Regions from separate parts of the Homo sapiens genome. Here region 1 is linked to region 2. A link is a loop called in an ENCODE intact Hi-C map of the cell type or tissue named here. Cell type or tissue: PC-3. All regions are shown on one strand.

What was found. Hi-C counts contacts between places; a loop is a spot of excess contacts. Peaks named below come from ENCODE experiments on the same cell type or tissue, not always from the same donor. Only the 100,000 strongest peaks of a DNase experiment are listed, where the experiment ranks them.
Region 1: a loop joins it to region 2, with 4 times the contacts of the local background. A loop is called at or near these places in 2 of 110 quality-filtered maps.

Annotation. Positions count from the first base shown.
Region 1 is chr5:93,189,166-93,197,165 of GRCh38, forward strand. LOC105379083 (a long non-coding RNA gene) reads right to left here and starts at 2,024. Exons shown (of 3, transcript XR_007058869.1): 1 at 1,906-2,024. RefSeq lists an enhancer at 1,195-2,482. In PC-3, no CTCF peak of the experiment used is centred here; DNase peaks (open chromatin) are centred at 846 and 3,126; H3K4me3 peaks cover 923 bases; H3K27ac peaks cover 5,074 bases.
Region 2 is chr5:93,088,181-93,096,180 of GRCh38, forward strand. No RefSeq gene overlaps it. Among named protein-coding and RNA genes, the nearest start is that of LINC02058, 150 kb to the left of the region's middle. In PC-3, a CTCF peak has its summit at 4,295 (motif pointing right); a DNase peak (open chromatin) is centred at 4,321; H3K27ac peaks cover 512 bases.

The sequences.
Region 1 (8,000 bases), 100 kb after region 2:
GAAAGAATTGTTTTTACCATGGAAGATATGAATGGCCCACTAGAAAAGGACAGATTGGCATTGTCGGAGAGAAGAGATAACTCCCAGAGAAAAGGCTGTAAGTATTTGAGAGGTGATGAGATCCAGAGCACAGGCAGGGGCTTGGCCATTGGTCCCAGGTTTGCTCTATCCGTTAACAAGGAAAGAACAGATACAGGTGTGAAAGCAAGCAGGTTCCCATGCATGACAGCAGGAAGATGAGAGCTAATTTCATCTCAAAACTCTTGGAGTTGTAATTAACACCATATTCTTTAACTCATGCCAAAAGGATATAGTTTACATCTGTGTCAGTCAGGATACGCTATGTATTGTAGTGGTAATAGACAATCCCAGATCTCAATGGCTAACAGTAACAAGAGTGTTTTTCCCATTCACACTGTTGTGCCTATCACAAATCAGCTATAACTTGACTCCACTTTGCCCTTTACCTGGAACTTTGCTGATGGTCATTCACTGGGAAAAGGGAATAATCCAACTATGCTTTTACTCTTCTGCCTGAAAGTGACATACCTCACTTCTGCTCATACTTCGCTGGCTAAACCACATCAAAATGGCATGCCTGAGTTAAATAGTGCAGGAATGTATAACCTTCCTACAGGAAGAGACATTGCAGAGGAGGAAAGCCGTGGGTGAAGAGTTACACAATCTATGACAAGTCCTATAAATAGTTCATTCATGTCTTTTAGTTAGTAAGTCTGAGGCAAAGCTAATATCCCAAGTCATGGATTTTTTTTTACTCCTGTGACTACCTATTCTCCACATCCATGCTTGCTAGACTAAAATGACTAACAATTACTCATGTATTCTAGAGCCTTCACTGAGCTATTACCATTAGCTAAGCTGTCATTCCAGCTGTAGCTCTAGTCTTCCCTTGGAAGACAGATGGTTACAGGTGGTTTCTGCCATTCAGTCATTGAATAAGTATTTACTATACACTAGCTCTATCGAGGTCAGTAAGATCCAGCCCTACTATAAAGGAAAGTATTATATTTTCCACATGTTTAATGGGTAAAATATACTCTTTATGATCTCATTCATGTGGTTGAATATCTCCTAGGTTTGAGAAAACTATTGGAAAACATTAAATGTGCAATATAGGTGTTGACCCGTAAATTGAATTATGCATTCACTATATCTTATGATTTTCTCTTTCTTGGAGAAGAAGTGCCTGTGAGAAGTTCTATCCTTTGGAATTGTGCCAGAATTGTGCCATTTTTACTCAAAACAACATAACAAGTGGAAAAAAATTAATCACTTTATTAATTAATTGGAAAACTGTGTGGGATAGACACATTGGGGGAACGCTATAAGATTGAGCCTTGCTCTGCTAAGGTTCAAAATGCAGAAAGATTATTTTAAGTTGTAGAATTTGGTAACAGACAAGAGAAAGAAAGCAAGGTGGAATTAGCTCATCTATAAATAAAGAAATATAAGACTTCCATAAGCCTTGCATAAATTTAAACACCCTCATTGATAATTGACCAGCATAGCAATAAGATAGCAGAATATTTTCTAGCAAATACAGTTTACCCTTTAAACAAAGTTCTTGGTGGTATTTTTCTATATTTAAAATGATTCCTGTCCAGGGCATATTGCTACTTTGTATTCCTCTTGATATTTTCATTTAAAAGAGAGCCGCTGTGCAAAATAATGTCCTTGTCTGTCCCTTCCTCATACAAACCTCCAATCAAATTTAATAAAGCTAGTTTGATACAATGCCAGCCTACACTTGGTTTACCCTTGGTCGACTTTAATAGGGTCAAAAATATTTTCGCATTGGCAGTGTACGCATTAATCATTTTTCCAGAAGATTTAGAAAATTGGAAGAGACAAGGCCAAGCAAAATTTTAAATTAATTGGGCCTACCCCAGCCTTCCAGGGTCACCTTGTGGCAGTTGTCCCACATTTTCCAGGTCACGGAGTTCCTGTGTTTCCTACAGCTGCCATGAGGAGAGATCCATGCTGTGGGCACACAAAGGTGAAAGAATTTCTCTCAGAAAGTGCGAATTTTCCTACGGCAACCACAACAATTGCAGTTTCCAGATTGTCGCCAGACACCAACCACTTAAATAATGCATGCTCGGCTGACGCCTCCACTTGTGCATTTTCTAATCGAGTAGTCAGGAAAATTTGCAAACACTCTGTCATTTACCATAAATCCACTGCCTACTCATAACTACAGAGTAATTAATTTTAGTGCTGCTCAGAATTATTAATTTCAGCCAGAAAAAATCTCTTTTCACAACTGCCATGTCCCCCATTTTATTTTCTTCCACCAATATTCATCAAAAAGGTTGAAACGGTTTTCTCATAGGAGAAAGCTTATTCAGAGTAATGTTATTGAGAGTCTAGTGTAATAGCAGTAACGGAATCTATATTTCTGGGTCTAATCCACAATCATGTGTCCAGAGTGTCCGGCTGACTCACCAGATGAAATTGGCAACATAAAATGAAGGCTTTTATGGAAGAAATGGTATAGTAGTCCGTAAAGCCTTACTATGTGATAGACAATCAACCTCAGAGTTTGGTTCTTCTAATATAAGGTAGTAATCATCTATACCCTCAGTTCAGAAAACACCTTCAGCCTTTTAAGAAAATTAGCAAATATTATTTTCCACTTGTTAAATAATCTTAGCATTTGACCAAAAAGAAAGTAAGAATCTTTATCAAGTTCAAAAATAACTTGTAGTGGAATACACAATTACGAATACACTGGAATAAAATTCTCAGCAATCACGTGTATATCTAACATACACAGAATGAAAATTGAGCATTAAATATGGTGCATTTTCTCTTGATAAAGCTAAATCGGGCACTCTCATTTGACATTAGTTCCCTGCTAAAGCAGCTGCATAATATGCCATAAGAATGTCCATATTATAAATAGGTAATGAGCATGAGAAAATTGGTACAGCTTTGTTTGACTAATGGCCAGATCGCTCCCTATCAGTAGCAGGAACACATAGCTAGCACAAGTATTGGCACTTTAATTGCCATGGAAGATTTCGTTTCCACTTTCTACTGCATGAATGATCAAGAAAAAAATGAAGGAAAAGTAAACTAACATCTAAAGCTGTAAACATGACTCACTGGGAAATCAGACATGGTTAAGTAAATTCCAGGATGTTTGTGGTTATCTGGGTCTAAACACTGCTGATAGTTCTGACTGCTCTTATTTTTAACTGTTTTTCCCCTGGGTGCTTCTTAGCCCAAGTGCATTCTTATAAAGACCTTCAACCTTTGATTATGAACACTCTCTGATTGCAGTATAGCAAAGAAGAGATGTGTCAGTACTAATGAGACTACCTAGTAGAATACAAAATGCTCTCACCAAGACCAAAACCTAGTGAGAAACTAACGACTGAAGAGCAAGGGTGACAAAACCTGACATTGTTTCCATCTTTATGTGTATCTTTTCTTCATAAGGTAGAGTCATTTTGAGATGATGTAACTACAGTTATATTAAAATTAGAAAGTTCCTAAAAGAGATCAAGTCACTGACACATAGAAAAAGATCATAAACAGGAAAAATGTGTCAGAAGGGAGTTTTTAAAATAATCTTTTTGAACCTCAGAACTATATGGGAATCTTGAGGCAATTGACACACTTGTGGAGAGTTAAAAAGAGTCACCTAAAACCTTAGGCTCAGTAGCATCTGCCCCACCTGGCAATCTGTTAGAAATGCAGACACTCAGTCCCCACCCCACACCTACTGAATCTGAATCTGCATGTTGACAAGATCCAGGTAATTCACGAGTGCATTAAAGTTTGAGAAGCACCAGTCTAAAACATCGTTGTAGAAGGTAAAGAAATTTCACAAATATTTCACAAATCATTGCCAAAAATCAGCTTGCCACTTCTATTTCAAGCTAACTAATTGCCTTCTAGGTCTACGCTTCTTTTTTTCTCCCTCAAGTTTTTCACACACACTAATAACCTTGTTCCAGACAAGGATACAATGAGCACGTCTTCAAGAAATGCATCTTCATTTCAAGTCAAGGCTGGGCCAACATAAGAATCAAGCAAAGAAAATGAAAAAGCTAACATCTCTGTTGTGCTATTAAAGGTTCTGGGTTTATATCCATGGGTCATCTCACCTCTCCCAATCTGGCCTCTTGTTTAGAGTGACAGATTTAACAAACATGTCTTTGAAACTGTAATTTTTTATTTTCTTGGTTATGGGGCAAAGCCCCAAGATTACTCTCAAACTGATGAAACAAAATTATCTATTTAAAAAAATTATTCAATTGCCTGGACTATGATAAAAGCCCATAAGGAAAAGGGAGAAAAAAGGAGAAAAAAAGGAACGTTTTTTAAATCACTGTGATAAATAATTCAAACATTGTATAACTAATCCGGAAAGTGAACAGAGTTCAACCCCATTAATTAGTCATTACAAACTACTGATTTGTACAATAACATCAGTGGTGCTTCTGAAGTAAAATACTAAGGAGTTATGTCCAGGGTGGAGCTAAGATACAGGACTTTTCCAAACACATGAATTTTTGCTGGAAAGATTTGCAACTAAATTGAGCCACTATTGAAACTCTACATTGTTTAATTTTATTTTTTTCGATTAATCACATACATTTAAATTTTAATTCATGATATTTTGTTAAAAGCATTATTGTGCGATCTTCACTGTATTTTGACAGAAAGCTGAATTCTTGTTCACAAGTATAGGATTTGTTTAGCTCCAGGCATCTGTGTTTGGATTACAAGAATGCTGATTGGTTCACTGCCAGGGGCACCCAGAGGTCAAGCTGTCCTTTTTAAAAGTCTCTCTCTCTCTCCCCTACCCCCCTTTTTTGTCTCATTAATCAGAGTTAAAAGACAGTGGAAAAAGCAATGACTTGAAATCATTTAATTCTTTTTCAAGGCTATTTTTAAAAGCAGAACTCAATGTTGGTGTGAGGTCGAGTCACGTGAGTGCAGATCACACTGGCACACTTCGGACAGGTGACCTGAAACCTTTCAAAATGACATCTGTCACAGAGACAGACACAAGTTTTTTAGCCCAAGAGCTTGTTTCCTGACATTTCATTTTTCATCAGATTTTGAGAGAAGGGAAAAAAGATGAACTTGAAAAAGTCTTGCCAGGGGCAGAAATTAAGATCAGGCTTTCTGCAGCTGCCTGACTCACCTTTAAAGGTTAAAGGTCTAGCAAAAGTGAACAAAAAAGATCTCAGCTTGATGTTATTGGATAAAAGGACATGTTATTACTTTAAATATGTTTCTGAGACTTGCATAACCATTAGGCAGCATTACAGGAGAAATGGAATCAGAGTGAGATTACAGACCCATTTTAAATCCCAATTTTAGAGTTTAGTCATGGAGCAAATCAAATCCAACCTCACCCATTCATCTGGCACAAAAGATGAAATCCACAGGTGCATGAATTTTCTCAAGAATTGAATAATTTCCTGCTCCTATGATATTGAAATGGCTACTGAAATTTAGACAAGGTATAGAAATTCTTACTTTGGAGTAGAAAGACTTCTGCACTAAAATATCTACATGGTTTATCTTGACTAAAAACATTAGGGAAAACATATGCTTTTGAATAATCAAAAGAGAAAATAATTGGGAGTCAGAAAAATACATGGGCTATAGTATTAGCTCTAGTAAAAATGTGAACTTGGGCAAGTGATATTTTCATTTCAGTTTTATCTTCTATAAAATGGGGGAAATAATATCTATCTCATGGAGTCCCAGCGAGGATAAAACAGGAATTATCCTAATGTAATTGCATGCTGCCAAATATAAAATAGTGTATCCATGGGTGGAAACCATATTAGCCTCATCTTTTTCTTTCAAGTCCTGAATACAGAACCTGACAAACGCAGCATTTGATAAATGGCTCTTGATTTGAAACGGAAGGTACTACTTTCTTTATTATTAGTTAATCTATTATTTTTAAAACTGAATCCAAGAGATTTTTCAATGAGAAACAGCATGATTAGAGGTTGGGAAATGTTTTGTTTTGTTTGTTGGCTTTTTAGATTATCTCCAAATAAGGATATATGAGCAAGAACACTAAGCGACTAAGCATAGTTCAGTTGATATAATTTTCAATTCTATGGAACCAGGCAAATCAAACTTATTTGGGACAGAATTGTTCATATTTTCCAAAATAATGGTTCATATATTGCCAACTGGGTAACGTTACCTTGACTATCAAATGAGGAATTTGATGCTCATCTTAGCCAAAATGCTCATCTTAGTATACAATCTGAGAAAATACAGAATTAACTGGCTAAGTAACAGGAGCTAAATATTCTAGATCTGGTCAATTCTTTGTGAAAACCAGGCTCATCTTGATAAGCACACCATCATAGCAGTCTCAAAATACTGACTATTTGTATATTCTACTGACAACTCCTTCCTACAAAAATAGGACATTATCATTGTAAACAGGGCTTACACATTTATGATACTTAACTTACAATACTTATTAAACTATTCAACAAGTTAAGAGGAAAGTGCATGGCAGGATTAAGGCCCACAAACCTGGATATTTGGATATGACATCTACTCTTGTAGGTGAATTGGGATCCAGAACTTCCTGCCCCACTGATAATCCTACTTTTAAATCTTTTTTTCTATTCTACTGTTTAACACGCTTTCCACTAACACATATAAGTAAGTGAAACTAATGTGCAAGGTTTTCATGTCAGAGAAATCTAGTTGTACTAGTTCGTTTACACACTCCTGATAAAGACATATCTGAGACTAATTTATAAATAAAAAGAGGTTTAATGGTGTGGCTGGGGAGGCCTCACAATCATGGCAGAAGGTGAAAGGCACATCTTACATGGTGGCAGACAAGAGAGAATGAGAGCCAAGTGAAAGGGTTTCCCCTTATATAACCATCAGATCTCGTGAGACTTATTCACTACCATGAGAACAATATGGGGTAAACTGCCCCCACGAGTCAATTATCTCCCACCCGGTCCCTCAAACAACATGTGGGAATTATGGGAGCTACAATTCAAGATGAGATTTGGCGGGGGGCTATAGAGCCAAACCATATCACTAGTAGTACATGTTTTGAAATATATATCAATGAGACCATATTTATATGGTCCAGTTCTTATTTGAGAACAGATTCTGTTCTTCCTTTAAGTAAAATTATTATCATATTATTAATACATACTTCAGTTCTTGGTTTTGAGAAGAGACTCCACAAAAATAGTGAAAATAAGCTGGATCCTTGAATTTATTTTTTAAGCTCCTCTGGGTTTCCTTAAGAAATCATTGCCTGTTGCTATTTTGGAGAAGTTGTCTAGCTTTTATAGTTCACAGTCACTCTGGATTATTTTCCTGACAAGCCTGAGAAAAGCTTTCTTATACAAATTTATTCATTTTAGTTTGTTTTATGAGATATTTTCTGCATGCTTTGGATACTCAATAGTTCTTTTGACAACAACTATTTTAGTACTGATCACGAAAGAAAAACGCATGAAAATTTTGTTCTATACTACCTGGAACTTAAAAGTATAGACATTTCTAAAGAAAAACTACAAAAAAATTCCTCCAGTAATCTTTGTTGTACTTTAGACATATCTCCAGCCTTACTTAACATTGTAATTTCCTTTTTTTAGATTAATTAATGTGTTATATTGGATCATAATCTGTTTTTGTCTTTCAATATTCTTTTCCTCAATTCTTGCTGCAATTTCCAATACCAGATTTTAAAGGGGCAAATACATTTTTATTATTTCTACACTTGTGTGTAATCTGAGGTACATAATCTGTACATGTGTGCTTCTTAGGTAGTTACTTATTCACAATGACACAGAATTTAGGTACTAGAGTTTATAAGGGCTACTTGATATCCAAGAACAGGCTGGACTCATTTATGAGACTTTTAAAGGCATTCTTCTTCAAAACAAAAAGTTATATTGTTCTAACATCATGTGAACTAAAGTGCCAGAGTTCAATTTCAGTTCAGACGTAGA
Region 2 (8,000 bases):
GTGAAACTTTATGAGCATGTTCCATATTTTATCATCCAAGTCACTGATAAAATGTTAAATATTACCATCCTAGACAGACCCCTGCAGAACATCATTTTATGTGTCCTTTTAGTTGCCTCTGAAACATTAATAACTTCTCATTGAATATGATCCTTGAACCAATCTGTACCCAACCAAGAGCCAGAAGTGTACTTCCCTAGATTGATAGTGCTATTTTAAATCTATATGCTACAACCCTGAGAAAGGAATTTTGTACTCTTCTAGCCTCTTCAGAGATAGAAAAGATTTTAATTTTATCAGCTTAAAACTGACCAGTCAACACATGCCAAACAATAACCCCGGATAATTTAGCACTCTTCATAAATGTGATATTTTCAAAAGCTATAAAAAAGAACTCCCTATTAATAACTCTGACTATAAAGGTTCATCACAGGCTACTATTCTTCCCTCTTTGAACTTAACGACAACTCAAGTCAATGCCCTCCTTTTTTCTTTTGTTGCAGCTGCTATTGGGTTGGAAAAGACTGTTGTTGGAAAGGACTGTTGTCCAGGCTCCAAAAAGTCCAGACAAGGTCTCCAGAGACTCTCTATTTTTCCTCCAGATCCTTTTACTGACATTAATGATGAAGCAGCTTTGTCTGTGTCTCTGCCTTGGTTAGCAATGCCTTAGTGACAGGGCAGCTCCAGATGCATTAGATCAGCAGCTGATGCCATCATGCGAATGTCTAACACTTACTTTAGGTAGGTGACACTTCTTAATATTCAATCCTGTCTTCACAATGTCGACTTGTCCCACCATAGATGGGTGTTCTTTTTATCATTATTTTTGAGACTGTTAATGTTTTTGCTTGTAATTCCTCTAAAGAGCGTTTAAGAAAAAATAATTATTTATAACCTTTAATGCTAGGAGGGTAGTGTAGTTTGCCTGGAAGAATATGCATCACAGAGTTCTTGTTTAGAAATGGTAATTAATTTTACAGTCAACAGTAGTGTGACACACTGTCTCTGACTAGACGTCCACCATGGCTTCCTGCCAGTCCTTTGGAAGAATATTAATTGACGTCCAGTGCTAAGCAGTCTCTTTGCTGTGTATTTAAATGAAACAAAGTGCTTTAAATTAAACAAATACATTCTAAACTTGCATATTCAATACAAGTTCTGTATCTTGATAGCGCCAAAATACACATTTGGTTTATATCTTTATTTTTCCTCTTTTTTTTTTTTTGTTCTCGTTCTTATACTCCTGACTCTTATAGAGCCCTATTATTTGCCTTTCTTAATTTTAACTCACTGCTTTTCTTCTAACTTCTTACAATATCTGCTTGGGGTGAATTTCTACAACAAATACTCTATTTCTCCAACAATCCTGAACAATTTACTCCTAGGTTACTGATCTTTCTCTTTGCAAGGTTTTTCAAGTGACAATCTTCAACAATTTTAGTAACAATGTGTATAGAGTGCTTATTAATTTGCTAAGGATGCCAGATTAAGTTACATGGTGAACATATTTAAAAATAATAATAACAAAATTTTAAATGACCTTGACAATTAGAGAATTGGGCACATAAACTAGATTTAGTTTCATGGGAAAATTACATGATCATTCATGCTGAGGGGAGAAAAACAGTCCACGAATTGAGGGTGGGAAGTAACAGTTAGATAAAATGGGGTTGGGGTAGGGAGGAAGAGGCCTGCTTCTATATAGCCAATGGCCAGGATGATGAATTGGGTATGATGAAACCAAGATACTCAGATGTGGAAATTGGAACATCACACAGCATGTAAAAAATACATTCTCTATTTTATTAATCTGTTAGGTTTAAAAAAAAAACTAGAATTTTTTAAAACAAAACTAACAGATTAATAAATTAGAGATTTATTAATCTCTAATATCATATAAGCTACTGCAATCCCCAGCTTATAGGATAAGAATGCTGGAAAAATTCAGGTAGAAAAAGTAGCATTTAAAATGAAGGTTCATTGGTACAGGTATGTATATTCTCTATGTTCACACAAAAATCAGGTGATGGAGTTTTTCATAATATTCATCACCTGTTTTAAAGCAAACACAAGAGTCATCTGTAATCTACATGATTTTGTTTGGAAAAACATTTTGTGAATTAAGTTAGATCATCTAACTACATTATTCACATAATAATATAATTTTAGATCTGGCAGTAAATACCTTTCTTCTTCTTTTTTTTTTCTTTATACAGCAGTAGAAGACTTTCTTCATTTAAAATCTTACAGGAAATCCCTGTGTTCAAAAGGAAAAAAAAAATCAGTAGGGGATCTGGAGCCCAGCCAGCACTGTCCTCTTTCTCCCAAGAGGGGAAAACTGATCCAAACCGAGGTCCGAACTGGATGGACTCCTCGAGAATCAGAACTTCAATACCAGTGACGTAATTGGAACCCAGGTCCCTGGCCCCCCAGTTCTGGGCTCTTTCTACTATTCGACGCTGCCTCCTGCAAAACGTGTCCTATTTTGAGGCACCCTTGTTTATCACAGATTTGTTGTACTCCCCTTTTTTTGCAGTCTTTGAAATTTCTTTTCTCGTGTTCTCTCACTTATTTCCCAAAAGCCATTTGTTATGTAACAGATGAATATGTGTTCCTGTTTATAAATATTCTACAGTAAGTCAAGAAAATGTGGGGAAATAGGGGGAAAAGGCTAATAGGACCTTCAAACCCTCTATCTGGAAATGTCGGGAATCTAGACTGTGTCTAAGGGGCAAAGGTCACAAAAGAAGAACAAAGCCAGGAAGCTGAACCTGGTCTTGTATGTTTGGATCCCATCTCATTCGTTTTTCCCTTCATTTTCAGTCTGTCCAAAATTAGGATGTTTGGTGTTATGGAGGTTCACCTGGGAAAAATCAGGAGGCCGCCGAGTGTAACTGTGGGATGGCATCACAGTAAGCAAGAAGCTTAAAATCTAATCCATTACCAGGGAATTGAATCCAGGGAACATGGCTTCATTAAAGACTACGACTTTATAAATAACTACACATAAATAGACCGCTTTGCCTTAGAGAATAATATATTTCAAAATTATTATCTACTTAAAATATTTTACCTAAAAGAATTCACAATTAGCTTTCAATATTTAAACAGTACATTAGAAATGGAATGATTATAAATATCAGAAACAAAAGCCACTTCATTACAGTATGAACATATGCTAACATACCACATACTGCTTTTGAATTTAATAATAATATAGTTTATCTTTTTTTAACTGACATAAGGGTTTTGATAATAGCTAATATAAATATATGAAATGTCAAATTTAGAAGATAGTGCTTAAACATTTGTCTCTTAGAGAGTATTGTTAAACTTAACTTTTATTAACTCTGAGAATCAAAGAGAAATATGGTGATGCTAGTGAACGTTTGAAAATCTTTTATTTTATCACTTTTAATGCATGTTTAATATTTAACATTCATCTTATTACAGTCAGGAATTGTGAAATGCTTGTGCTGTTTCTAAACAGTTTTAAAGTTCAATGCACAGTCACAATTCAGAGGGGAGATTTCACACATTTATGGAAAATAAGCCATTTTTGCAGTAAAGTTGCAAAGTGTGAAAGAATTCTTGTTTTATCTGCCTTACTTATCATGTTTATGAATTATTTTGCCTGGAAGTAAATTGACAAGTTGTCAATGAACAATAGAAAGTGCCCCAGCTAGGCTTTTCACAGGTTCAGATGCCTTTGGGCAAAAGGGCTAAATCTGTAGTTGCAATCTAGCATATGGAGCACTGAAAAAAGTGGCAACAGGGTGAGAGACATTCCCTGCAAAATGCATGCGGTTGTTGCTCTCTAACCAATCTGCTTGGACCACTGTACATTATGAATTCAGGTACCATCGTCTTGCCATACAGGAATAGGATTCCTTGCCTCCATATAATAATTTGTTTCTGTTTTATCCTAGTTTACTTTGGTCTACTTTGTCATTTTGAACTATTTTAATTCTCCAAATGATTATTATTAAATATTCATCTTTAGTAATAAAAAGCCATTTCCCTATTCTAGGTGACTGTCTATTGGAAACTTCCCACAGAATCCCATAGGAAGGAAAACAATCTCAGAGACCCTTTTTTCAGTGGGTAAGGGTAGACCTTGACTTCCGCCTTTAACCACCACATTTTAGGATTACCTGGCTATAACATTTCATGTCCTTTTCTCCCATCTCATGTTTTTCACAATGCTATTTTGAGACTATTTTATGATAACTCATACAGCTGAATAAATTACTAAACAGCTAAGTGGGCTTTCAGTAGATGGCACTCTTTGTTCTGAATCAGCCCAATATTGTTTTGCCACTTCACTGAAAGGCCAGCTGTTCTTTGAAGCTCCTGCCTTCCAGATATGCCACTCTCTAAGACACAGGGATGTGGTTTAGGGTAAAAGTTATGGCTGGGATTTCTAACCCAAGAAACAAGAAGGACACAAAAGACAGCCTCATGAATAAGAGTTCATTAGGAAAAAAAAAAAAGCTGAAGTTTGAATATGAGAAAAGCCAAGTCCGGTGTCAGTTATGGATGTGGTTAGACTCATAGAGCCAAGAGTTTTAATGTAGACTTGAAATAAGCTCAGAGAAAGTGCATGTTAGAAAGAAGTGACGTGGAAGGTGACTGGGATTTTATAGGAAAATCTAAAAGTGATGATTACTGACCTTGATGGGCCAGCCAGCTCATGGTGTATGGGAGGGTCAGGCCAGACAAAGCAGGAGTATATTTCTGCTCTCTAGTGGTTTCTTGTTTATCACACACCCCTTTTCTATCTGTCTCCACAGTCATTGATGATTCTTGCCCCTGGTTTGCACTCTTTTCCTAATCTCCAGGCATCATCTTGTGTCACTTCCACACTAAGTAGATGATCTCTTTAGTACTTGTAAGTCTCCTCCATTGGGAGCTTCTCTAGCCTTTCATCTTCATTTCATTGTAACAATGTCGTGGCCACATCCTGGACCTTGTCTCCACTTACAAAATAATTCACTCAGAGAGTGGGATCTCCTGCTCTATTCACAGTGTTATAATGTATGGATAGTGTTATAATGGGTTCCTGCTACTGTGTTGCCTCAAAACCTACTCTTCACGTTTAATATATTCCCCAACACGTCAACCCCCGCCTACTTAGGTTCCAACTCCAACTACCTGCATTAATCTCACTGTTAACGTAATAATTTTAATGACAATATTACCAAAACCTCCAATTCACTCACTCCCATAAGGCAATGTACAGTGGAAAAGAACATTCCTGGAATCAGAGAGTACTACAGGCTTTTGCCACTTTTGAAAACCTGCTATTTCAAACTTTGTTCATCTGTAAATTAGACTCAATGTCTAACAAATACCTTTTTTATTGAGAAATTGCTGCTGCTTTAATGAAATAACACAGATAATATCTCTTCAGACCAGTTTCTTCTCCATCGTCTTCCCTTACTCTTCTGCTGTAACCATCCTGAAAATTCCACATCAGGAATGAGCCCTTCTATTCATTTTTATCTACTCCTGTTCCTAGGCTTCTGAAGGCACCCAGGAAAATCTCTTAACTGTGCTAATAATTTTTGCAAATTTAGGAATTTCTACTAATTCTTTTTTTTGTGTTCATGAAGTAATTTACTTATTTATTTATTATACTTTAAGTTCTAGGGTACATGTGCACAGCCTGCAGGTTTGTTACATATGTATACATGTGCCATGTTGGTGTGCTGCACCCATTAACTCGTCATTTACATTAGGTGTATCTCCTAATGCTATCCCTCCCCTCTCCCCCACCCCACGAAAGGCACCAGTATGTGATGTTACCCTTCCTGTGTCCAAGTGTGCTCATTGTTCAATTCCCACCTATGAGTGAGAACATGCAGTGTTTGGTTTTTTGTCCTTGCAATAGTTTGCTGAGAATGATGGTTTCCAGTTTCATCCATGTCCCTACAAAGGACATTAACTCATCCTTTTTTATGGCTGCATAGTATTCCATGGTGTGTATATGCCACATTTTCTTAATCCAGTCTATCATTGACGGACATTTGGGTTGGTTCCAAGTCTTTGCTATTGTGAATAATGCCGCAATAAACATACGTGTGCATGTGTCTTTATAGCAGCATGATTTATAATCCTTTGGGTATATACCCAGTAATGGGATGGCTGAGTCAAATGGTATTTCTAGTTCTAGATCCCTGAGGAATTGCCACACTGACTTCCACAATGGTTGAACTAGTTTACAGTCCCACCAACAGTGTAAAACTGTTCCTATTTCTCCACGTCCTCTCCATACCTGTTGTTTCCTGACTTTTTAATGAACACCATTCTAACTGGTGTGAGATGGTATTTCATTGTGGTTTTGATTTGCATTTCTCTGATGGCCAGTGATGATGAGCATTTTTTCATGTGTCTGTTGGCTGCATAAATATCTTCTTTTGAGAAGTGTCTGTTCATATCCTTTGCCCACTTTTTGATGGTGTTGTTTTTTTCTTGTAAATTTGTTTGAGTTCTTTGTAGATACTGGATATTAGCCCTTTGACAGATGAGTAGATTGCAAAAATTTTCTCCCATTCTGTAGGTTGCCTGTTCACTCTGATGGTAGTTTCTTTTGCTGTGAAGAAGCTCTTTAGTTTAATTAGATCCCACTCGTCAATTTTGGCTTTTGTTGCCATTGCTTTTGGTGTTTTAGACATGAAGTCCTTGCCCATGCCTATGTCCTGAATGGTATTGCCTAGGTTTTCTTCTAGGATTTTTACGGTTTTAGGTCTAACATTTAAGTCTTTAATCCATCTTGAATTAATTTTTGTATAAGGTGTAAGGAAGGGATCCAGTTTCAGCTTTCTACATATGGCTAGCCAGTTTTCCCAGCACCATTTATTAAATAGGGAATCCTTTCCCTATTTCTTGTTTTTGTCAGGTGTGTCAAAGATCAGATGGTTGTAGATTTGCAGCATTATTTCTGAGGGCTCTGTTCTGTTCCATTGGTCTATATCTCTGTTTTGGTACCAGTACCATGCTGTTTTGGTTACTGTAGCCTTGTAGTATAGTTTGAAGTCAGGTAGCGTGATGCCTCCAGCTTTGTTCTTTTGGCTTAGGATTGACTTGGCAATGTGGGCTCTCTTTTGGTTCCATATGAACTTTAAAGTAGTTTTTTCCAATTCTGTGAAGAAAGTCATTGGTAGCTTGATGGGGATAGCATTGAATCTATAAATAACCTTGGGAAGTATGGCCATTTTCATGATATTAATTCTTCCTATCCATGAGCATGGAATGTTCTTCCATTTGTTTGTGTCCTCTTTTATTTCGTTGAGCAGTGATTTGTAGTTCTCCTTGAAGAGGTCCTTCACATCCCTTGTAAGTTGGATTCCTAGGTATTTTATTCTCTTTGAAGCAATTGTGAATGGGAGTTCATTCATGATTTGGCTCTCTGTTTGTCTGTTATTGGTGTATAAGAATGCTTGTGATTTTTGCACATTGATTTTGCATCCTGAGACTGCTGAGGTTGCTTATCAGCTTAAGGAGATTTTGGGCTGAGACGATGGGGTTTTCTAAATATACAATCATGTCATCTGCAAATAAGGACAATTTGACTTCCTCTTTCCCTAATTGAATACCCTTTATTTCCTTCTCCTGCCTGATTGCCCTGGCCAGAACTTCCAACACTATCTTGAATAGGAGTGGTGAGAGAGGGCATCCCTGTCTTGTGCCAGTTTTCAAAGGGAATGCTTCCAGTTTTTGCCCATTCAGTATGATATTGGCTGTGGGTTTGTCATAGATAGCTCTTATTATTTTGAGATACGTCCCATCAATACCTAATTTATTGAGAGTTTTTAGCCTGAAGCATTGTTGAATTTTGTCAAAGGCCTTTTCTGCATCTATTGAGATAATCATGTGGTTTTTGTCTTTGGTTCTGTTTATATGCTGGATTATGTTTATTGATTTGCATATGTTGAACCAGCCTTGCATCCCAGGGATGAAGCCCACTTGATCATGGTGGATAAGCTTTTACTAATTCT